Regions from separate parts of the Mus musculus genome. Here region 1 is linked to region 2. A link is a contact called in ENCODE Hi-C data. All regions are on one chromosome and are shown on one strand. Each heading gives the region's core, a stretch centred on a gene start or an enhancer-like site at or near the end of the contact. The rest is flanking DNA. Distances are from core to core; before and after follow the strand shown.

Region 1 (4,861 bases), core at 155-2,654, 310 kb before region 2:
TCAAATTGCAGAAATCTCAAGGTCCTCTGTGAGAATCACTGCAGTCTGGAGGGTCATCCTTAGGCCTGAGAGGTGAAGCAAGGAGAAAGGCTCAGCAGTAATAAAAATCAAGCTAGCCCTACCTCGGGGTCTCTCAGGTACTAGATGTCTCCTATCTTCCGTTAGCACCCCAGTCCTGTTATTTACAATCACAGTGACTCCATATTTAAGGGAGGAAATGCTTCAATTAAAATATTTTCATTTATTTATTATTAATTTATTGATATTTGAGGCACAGTCTTATTGCACGTTCCAAACTGGTCTTATGCGGCCATAGCTGAGGACATCTTGGTCTTCCTGCCCCTACCTCCTCAAGTGCTGAGGTTATAGGCATGTGCCACCATGTCCAAGGAAGAGAATGTTTTTGTTTTTAAGATTTATTCATTATTATGCATACGTACACTGTAGCTGTGCTCAGACACACCAGAAGAGGGCATCAGATCCCATTACAGATGGTTGTGAACCACCAGGTAGAGTCAGTGCTCTTAACCGGCTGAGCCATCTCTCCACCCCCAGGAAGAGAATGTTTTAAGTGACTTTAAGTTGGGACACTGAGAACTAGGTGCCTGAACAACAACAACAACAACTCAAAAGCTTGGGACTAACGGGTGACCCAGGGGTCACTTGGGGTTTAAATTCCCAGCACCCACATGGCAGCTCATAGATGCCCTCTTCTGGTCTCCAAGGATATCAGGAGTGCATGCAGTGCACACACAAAGGTTCAAGCAAAACACCCGTGTACATAAAGTAAAATTGAGAAAGAATAAGAAGGGGGAAAAAAGAAGCTTAAATTTCTATCCTCCCCTTAGACTCTGGAATAGTAATGGCTCACAGGAAAGGGCTGAAGAGAATACTTTTTCACTGTTTCAAACCCCTTTGAAAGCCAGTGTCTTAGCCAAACTCACTCCTTTAACATCGTGTGTGTGTGTGTGTGTGTGTGTGTGTGTGTGTGTGTGTGTGTGTGTGTGTGTGTGTAAGCGGGTGCATTCTGTAACTCGGCCAAAGCCCTTTCCAGCTTTCCCATCTCCCCAGACTATGCCGTTCTCCCACAAGCCAAATTTGAAAGGGACCCTGAACTCCTTCCACTTAAACGTTCTGGAGAACATTTTGACCCAGACCTTAGCACCCCACAGCCCAGCCATCCTATCCCTATCAACCAGATCGAAGGCACTCTACAAAGCGGCCGCAAAAATCCTCAGAATATCAAATCTGCCTGCCAATCGTCTTACCTACTTCAAGCAAACTCACCCTCAGGCAGTCCCAGCAGGGCCGCAGTACCTGGCAGCCCAGGCTTCCAGGCTGCTTCAGAACAGCCATTGCCTTTGAACACAGATTCAAAATGGCCCCTCTGTAACTGCTCTCACCTCCACACAAGTGGACTTTGTCCCTCAGTGCTGGGTGACTGTGTTTGAAGTCAGGCCACCTCCTGCAGGCCCCGCCCCGAAAGCCCTGGTCAGCCCCTTCGTAGCCACCTTCCGGTCCTGTGTTCCTGGGCTCTGATCGCCCTCTCTACGGGAAGCTTTCCCCAGACTCACCCAGTTTTACACTGTAGGGCCTGGAACCGCGCCCCACTCCCGGCAGTGCGCACCTCTTGCAGCACTTCATTAACACCGCCAGATGGCGCTGCCGTTTACGGAAGGGAGGGTCCCCAAAAGTCCCAGATCTCCTTTTTGCAAGGTTGGGACATTCCTGGTCAAAGCTGTCCGAACCGTGCAGCTACCTGGCGGGAGAAAAAGGGCGACTCTATCAATAAAATTAAAAATCTCGACTTCCTCTCCTCTCCGCCACAAATGGGAGGTGATCCCTGTCTCGCTTCTCTCTGTACTCCAAGACGGCCATTATAGGATCACGTCTAATTTCTTAAAGGAGAGACATCCACTCAGAGGTGAAGGAGAGAGCCCCTCAAGACCCGCAATTCTGCCTCACTACCTTGCTTCCAGGCCTTCCAGTTAGGGGACTCCACAGCCAGACCTGGGAGTCTGAGCCTGCATAGCCCAGAATCCATAGAGCCAGAAGCTGTTCAGACCCTTGTAGCCTGAAGCAAAGGGGGGGGGGGGAACCCACACCAGCAAGGGATACAGGGTGGGGGCGAGCCATCAGAAGAGTAAGGGCAAACCCAGGGAGACTCGGGGGAGAGGAGCCTGCCTTCTCGCTTGGACGCTGGAATGGAGCTGGCTTACAAGATGCCTTCAACATCCCGGGCTACAATCCCCGAGCAGCTCCGTGACCTTGGCCAAGTCACACCCTTTCCTGAGCTTCAGTTTCTTTTAAAAGAAGCTTGGATCTACGAAATTCCCCAGGCTTGATTAGAGGTAGGGATGGAGCCGGTGGGCTTCACTTAGGGTCACTTGTCAACAGTGGGCAGAATGTTTTAGCTCCCTCCAACGTCTAGTTCTAGCTGGGGACTAGATATGGCCCCTTTAGGGCTGAGGAGGGGCGACAAAACGACAACCCAGCCACGGCTGGGGACGGGGGGCGGACGGGGGCGCTGAATAATGAATGAGACTTAATTGGGCCCGCTCTGCGCGGCGGCGCGCTAAGCTTGGCAAACAGCGCGGGCAGAAGCAGCCGCCGCCGCTGGACAAACAAACTCGCTCGGGAGCCGGGAGCCCAGTGCGAACCGCCTGGAGGGGGAGGGGACCCCGGGGAGCCAGGTCTCCTGCTCGCAGGAGGGGCCCAGAAGTGTCCAAAAACGCGAAAGGGATGAAGGCTTCGGGCCCAGCCTAGAAAGGACGGACTGGGGAGGGAGCGAAGCAGATTTTTGCCGTAGAGCCCTGGGACCCAAGGGCAATGTAAGCGCGTGAAAAAGATGGAGAAAAGAGTGGAGGACGGAGAAGAGAGTGAGAAATGAGCGAGGAAAAGGCACATCTGGAGGAGGGTGGTGGAGGGTGAGGGGCGAGAGGAGGACCATTACTGTGAGGAGAGGGCAGAGCGATGGAGAAACGAGAAGGGAGGCACAGGGGACCTAGAGAAGAAGAATTGAGGAAGAGTCAAGGAGAGGGATGAGAGGTGACCGGAATGAGAACAGGGGTGACAGGGTGGGCGAGAGGAGCCCCTGCCTGCGCCTCGCCCTGCCTCGCTCCCGCCCTACGCTCTCTCCAGCCGTCCGCACTCACTTTGTCACAATTACGGGGCCGTCACTCGGCCGGGATTGTTTTCCCCAAATTGTTGTTCTATAAACTGGCTCGGGGTGGGAGGTGGGGTGGGGGTGGGGGGAATCTGACAAGCTGAAGCGGGAGGGAGGGGAGCGTGTGAGCAGCTGTCGAGGGCATAGTAACGTATTTACCCGCCACTGGCCCAGGGCTGGCCTTGGCTGATACAGAAACCCGTGAGGAAATTGATGGCCACCCCAACCTTCGCCACCGTCCCCGATTTTTCATCTTCCAGGCCTCTCTCGGTCTCAGCTGCCTCGGTTTCCCCAACCGAACGCGGCAGGTACTGGAGGCCGAGGCGATGACCAGACAGGACCAAAAGTTGCTTAGCCTTTCCCCAGTCTCTCTGGCCGGCGCCCTCCAGCGCCTGCTCACGTCGCAGGTTTGCACTCTCATTCCTAAGTGTGCCCAGGTCCCCTCACCCCGGCGCCGCTCGCTACCCTAGACCACCTTGTCGCTCCTCTATTCTGCAAACATCTGTTGCGCCCACTGAGCGAGAACTGCGCTGGCTTCCAGCTGCCCCCCTCCGCCCCCAACACCTCCCCCGCCCGCCTCCTCCCCGCCAGCCCAGCTTGTCGGCTCCGTGACAGCCGCCGCCGAAGCCCGGGCCCCGCGGGAGCGGCCGGAGAGGAGACGCTGCATGGCTGGCTCCGACACCGGCCTCCCTCGCGGCTCCAGGGGCAACGGAGGATGGCGGCCGCTGAAGCGAGACCGGAGTCGGCCGCTGGAGTTGGCAGGACTAGACGGGGGAGGGGGGAGGCCTTGGGTGGGCTCCTCTCGGCTTCTTTTAAATCCTGTCTTTCTTAGTCGGTCGCCCTCGGTCCAGCCTGAGCAGAGACCCTTCCAGCTGCCGCTGAGCGCGCGTGGGATTCAGTAGGTTTCCTGGTTCCTCCCCCCGCAACGCCCCCCAGTCCGGGTGATTTACACCCCGGCTCCGCTCAGCGGCCGCTTCCCAATCAGGAATATCGACCCCGGGCGGGGCCCTCGGGCCGCATCGATCCCTCTAAGGCTCGGGATTTAAAAATGTCAAATTTGCCTTTTCCAAGCCGGTGGAGGGGGCGGGGGCCAGGAGGAGGGCCGTTTGCAGGGGAGGGTGGACAGCAGGGCATCGACCAGGCGCCTGTGCCCGGAATGAAAAGCGACGGCGGGCGTGCCCTGGCATGGCCTGGTCATTCTTGTGTTCTCATTTGTGGCAACAAGGAAGCTCTACCTCTGCTGCCTGGATTCCACAGCACATCACTATTACACTGGGTCATTCCCAGAGGCAGGAACCCAAAGAGGAGCAAAGACCACCCCAAATTTGACGAGACAAAATTGAAAGAGGTTAAAACATAGGGGAAAGAGACAAAACTAGAGTGGCCCCAAGAACAATGTAGACCTGGGAATAGCAAGGCAAACAGAAGCTGCCTTAGAGGTGCCCTATAAAGCAATGTTCCAGAGACCCAGAATCCCCTGCTCTCTATATAAAGTGCAGGAGGTCCAGCCCTGGTCAGGCCAGTCTCAACTTCTTAGTGGTTTGAGAATGAATGGAAGAGTGGAGACAGAGCTAGGCGAAAAAGAGATGACTATAATGTAATTTATAAGTAGTATTGTCTTCCCAAGCTGTGGACTAGTAATTAGCTAGGCCCAAGCAAGAGTCCAAAGATTTGGGTCTTCAGCAACTACTACTT
Region 2 (4,673 bases), core at 1,132-3,631:
AGATAGGGACATTCGGCCAGACTCTGCTCCACGCCAGCAAGTCACTTTTATCTTTCAAAAGTGTGCCATGGAGCCATCTCAATACATCCCACGTGTTGATAGCCTGCTAATCTCTTCTGTTCTGTCATCAGCTCAGGAACCTCTTTGCCCTCAACCACCACCTCTTCTCTGTCTTCCCTCCTAGAGTCCCACTCTCTCGGGAAGCCCCTTCCCTGTGCCTCTGTCCCCGTGCACCTGTCTTACATCTCCCCTGCCATTGGTTCCGGACACACCGACGTACCGTTCGCCCTGCCTCGTTGTTGTGAAGGTTCATGAGGAAGCGTAGGTCCCGCCCCTTCTCCCCGGAGTCCACGAACTCTCGGCCAAAGAGGCGACCAAAATCGATGTTGTCACTGCAGCCCCCCCAGTGCCAGTCGGGGCCCCCAGGGCCGCGCCGCCGGTAGTCGCAGGTGCAGGACTCGATGGAGCCTTCGGAGCAGGAGCGCGCCACGGAATGTGTGACCCCGGCGGAGGTGATTGCGAAGATGAACGCTGTTTCTCGGCAGCCTGTGGGTGAAGCGACCCCGCATCAGTTGAGAGAAGGCGTGGGGCCAACTCAGCACCCTGTTTGGAAGACTTGGTACCCTACAGTCCAACATCCTTGGAGTCATGTGTGCGAAGCATGGAATGCCCTCCTCTCTAAGCTTTACTGAGACTCCAGAGCCTTAGCAGAGCAGCTCCAAGGGGAGATTCCCAAGTAGAACAAATCTGCATAGCCAAGATCGCTACTAGTATTGGCAGTGCAAACTTTGCTGGGTGCGAAGCACAACCCTAGCTAGCCCTCAGAGATCAGCTTCCCAGGTACCTTTGAGGAAGGCTAGGGAAAAACAGCTGTCGCCCAGCGCCCACGATCCGGAATTCCCTTTCTGTGGGCCAGTGGCTCAGCAACGTTAAAGATCATGCTCACAACGCAAGGCTAGAAAGAATCTGGTGCTGACCTACGGTAACTGCCGGCACCAGGCGATTCTCAGTTTGATCACATATAACCCTGGGATGTCTTCCCTGCCTTCGCCCGCCTATGCCCTGGAGATGACCCTGCTTTTCCCTTAATCCCGGAAGCGTCGCTTTCCTGGGCACCCACCTCGGTTGACGATCTTGCCGAAGAGGTGGGGCCCCGGAGCAGTGGGGCAGTTCCAGCGGCGGTTTCGGAATTGCCATTTGCACTCTCGCACAGCGCTCTGGAGCCCTCCACTCACGCTGTGCAGGATCCCCGGGTTCTGTCGGATCAGTCGCCGCTGCTTGCGGCTCAGCAGCTGCAGACTGGGCTCGAGCACCAGCTGCAGACTCTTGGAATCCGTCAACAGGTTCGTGGAGGAGGCTATGTTCACGATGCCCCTGGCGGGATGCATAAGGGTTCAGTCCAGGGGAGGGGACCTGCATCCTAACCATACAGGCTGTACCACCCTATCCTTGCCTGGCCCTGAGCTCCAGAGTCTAGTGAGTGGACAGAAAAGGCATGGCTACCTTAGCTCTTCCTTTCTTCAAGTCAGCCCCCGAGGAGAAACCCCACCTGCAGCCTTGCCCACCTTGAAAAACTTAGGAATTCCACTCCCTCACCTCAAAGCTAATATCTGGTTTTTTTTTTTTTTTTTTTTTTTTTTTTGGTTCAAGACCTAAGGGACACCTGAGCACCCACCACAGCGAGGTTGGGACCTGTTGCTCAGCAGAAACGGGGTCGTATTAAATGGGAATGGTCTCTGAGCCTGGTGTATCTGGGCTTCTGCATGCCAATGATGTGCCCCCACTTCAGCAGAGCTAGTTCTAGGTGTGAGCACCCTGGATGTGAAGTCACAATGCACGAGGGGGGTCTGTAGGTTGGTGATCCCCACAGCGTGGGAGCTGGGTAAGGCCCGTGCCTGGCTCTTTGCCCCAGGACAAGTGGCGGACCCCGTACTAGCTCACTTACCACCATCGGCCACTACTGTTGGCAGCCAGGGCTGCGGGCAGAGCGGTCAGTGCCAGTAGCAACGTAGTAGAAACCCAGCTGGGCAGCAGCGCCCAGAGCCCCATGGCCTGCCTGGCCTTGCTGGTTCTGTGCTGCGGTTCTGACGACTGTGGTTGCTGTCCGCGACGGTGGGACTGGACACAGCGGTGAGGGCAGTGATGCGAGTTCCCAGGCTGGCTCTAATAAGTCTGGAGGCGGGCCGCAGGCAGCATGGTTCGCTGTCCTGGCTGCTGGGCTGAAGCAGCCACTGCGGGAGGCACCGCCTCTTATAGGCCTCTTATAGTTGCGGCGCTGACTGCAGTGAGAAGAGGCTGCCCCTCCGGGCCCGGGCGGCACTAAAAGCACCAGGGCGCACTGGTCAGGGCCACAGACAATGAGTGGCGAGCGAAGCTGTGGCTCTTGCCGGTCTGAGCAAAGAGCTGACAGGCTAACCGTCGGGGCTCACCCCCGCCCCCTGCCTGGTGGCCCCCGCCTCCAGGTCTGCACTGGCCGCCGACCCCTCCCCTTGGGATGGCCTCCCACGCGCGCCGGCCTCACTCTTCTGCGCGTCCGGAGCCCGTCGGGGACCAGCATCCGCCAGGGGGCGCGGAGACAATGCGCTGGGGACAACCTGTTTGCAGCCTGGATTGCCTCCCCCACACGCGCCGGTGGGGCTGTCCTCTCGAAGTCCGTCTCCTCTGTCCCCCCTACGCTGTGGTCTCTTCTCTTCCCTATTCTGAATGGCAGGATGAAAGTTGTGGTTCTAGCCAGCGACTCCGTGGAGACACTTCCTCACCCAGGAACCCCGACGGCTGGACAGAGAAGGAAAAGAAGGAGACAGAGCATGGGTGGAGCTGTGGTCAGGGATTCCCGGGCGTGGGGTGTAGGGGTAGGCTGAGCAAACCGAGCTGGTGGCAGTGAGAAACTCAGAAGCGCCCAGCAGTTTGCCTCTGTGGGCTAGGGGGAGTGTAAGCGTCGGTGTGTCACCCGTGAGATTAAGTCAAAGTGTACATGTGTTCTGAGGGTGCACGCTCCTGTGTATTGGTGTATCCAGAAACTTCTAACGAAGAACATTTTGAGCCCTTTCCAAATAATTGTGTAATTTGGCTCAGGACAGGGAGAGCATGAAGTCATTTTGTTACAGTCACCACTTAACGCAGTGTATCAGGAAGGAGGTGGGGCTGTGACAGGAGACGTCCAGAAGGCTGCAATTGTGTTTGCAGGTGGGTGCATGAGTGTGTGTGTGTGTGTGTGTGTGTGTGTGTGTGTGTGTTTGTGATTAACGACGTGCACTCATAGGTGTCATTCTGTCGCTCTGGGTACCTAGTGTCACCCTATGGCACCTTGAGTCAACCTGTGCTTATCATTAGATGTGCTAGTCATGAAGATGAACCGGGCTTGTTTCTCTGGCAACTAGGCTCAGAAAGGATAGGACCACCAGCCGAGTAGCTGTCAGATGGAGCTGAAGACCTGAGGGAAAGAATGCTTGTGGGAAGAAGCTGGCTCCTTTTGGTTTTGTTGTTGCTGGTTTTGTGACCGGATCTTGCTGTGTGACCCTACCTAACATAAAGGTTTAATATGTAGAACCCATGATGGTCCAGTGACTGCTGGGATTACAGGCCTATTCCGCCACCGTACCTGCCCAACTCAAGATGAACATAATTGGGGGGAATGAGAGATGGCTCAGTGGCTAAAAGCACTGACTGCTCTGCCAGAGGCCCCGGACTCTGTTCTCAGCACCCAAGTGGTGGCTTATAGCCACCTGTAACTCCAGTTCCAGGGAATCAGGTGATGTCTGAGCCCCACTGACACCAAGCACACACAGGTGCACGTATACATACATACATACATACATACATACATACATACATACATACATAAAATAAATCTCCTGAAACAGTTTTTTAAAGAAAGATTAGCAAATTTGTGCCTCCATGTGTTTCCTGATTTTAGTTGGATTTTTTTTCTCCCAGGTTTCTGCAGTGTCCCCACCCCCCACCCCCATTTTCTCCCACTCTTACCCAAGAGCCTTAACTCTTCCATTGTGGATTCTACTTTCCTCCTGATTCCAGTGATCTTCAGGGTCATGGCAGCCTTGGAGTATCAGGCTGCTGTTCCCAATGTGGGATGCAGAGGGCACTGCCAGCCTGGTTATCACGCACCACTGTCACACAGGGAAGCGCCCCCTTCCCAGGATCTTAATATTTCTCCTCTCTTCTATTTCACAGAGGAGATGCTTGGTAAGGCAGTGTCTTCAGGTCCCAGGTCCCTGCTAATAAATGAATCCATGTTAAAGCCACATTCCCAGGAACTGGGATACCGTGTTTGCCTCGCTTGCATGAAGCCCTAGTTTGGATCACCAGCACTGCAAAAGCCAGGAATTGGTGGCGCATGACTGTAACCCCAGCACTTGGGAGGCAGGAAGATCAGAAGTTCAAGGCTATTCCTCACCTCCCAGCATTCTGTAGACACTCTCAAAAACCCAAAGCAAGGCCTGTGGTGGTGCAAGCCTTCAACCCTAACACTTGGAAGGCAGAGGCAGATGGATCTCTGTGAGTTCGAGGCTAGCCTGGTCTACATTGAGAGTTGCAGGGCAGCCAGGGCTACATGGAGAATCCCTGACTAAGGGGACAAGGAAGCACTTGCTGCCAAGCCTGAGGATATGAGTCCCCGAGCGTCGCTGGATGGAAGGAGAGAAGACTGACCTCTG

Evidence for each region. A loop is a pair of places that touch in the nucleus more often than their neighbours do.
Region 1: a map of mouse embryonic stem cell shows a loop between it and region 2 (3-fold over the local background). The contact joins the promoter of Dnajc22 here to the promoter of Wnt1 in region 2. A Hi-C loop is called at or near these places in 1 of 37 maps with a recorded cell type or tissue (mouse embryonic stem cell).

The regions. Positions count from the first base shown.
Region 1 is chr15:99,096,027-99,100,887 of GRCm38, reverse strand. Dnajc22 (DnaJ heat shock protein family (Hsp40) member C22) reads right to left here and starts at 1,404. Exons shown (of 3, transcript NM_176835.2): 1 at 1,288-1,404; 2 at 1-65.
Region 2 is chr15:98,787,565-98,792,237 of GRCm38, reverse strand. It overlaps Wnt1 (wingless-type MMTV integration site family, member 1), which reads right to left and starts at 2,381. Exons shown (of 4, transcript NM_021279.4): 1 at 1,946-2,381; 2 at 1,121-1,374; 3 at 281-546. The coding sequence starts at 2,049.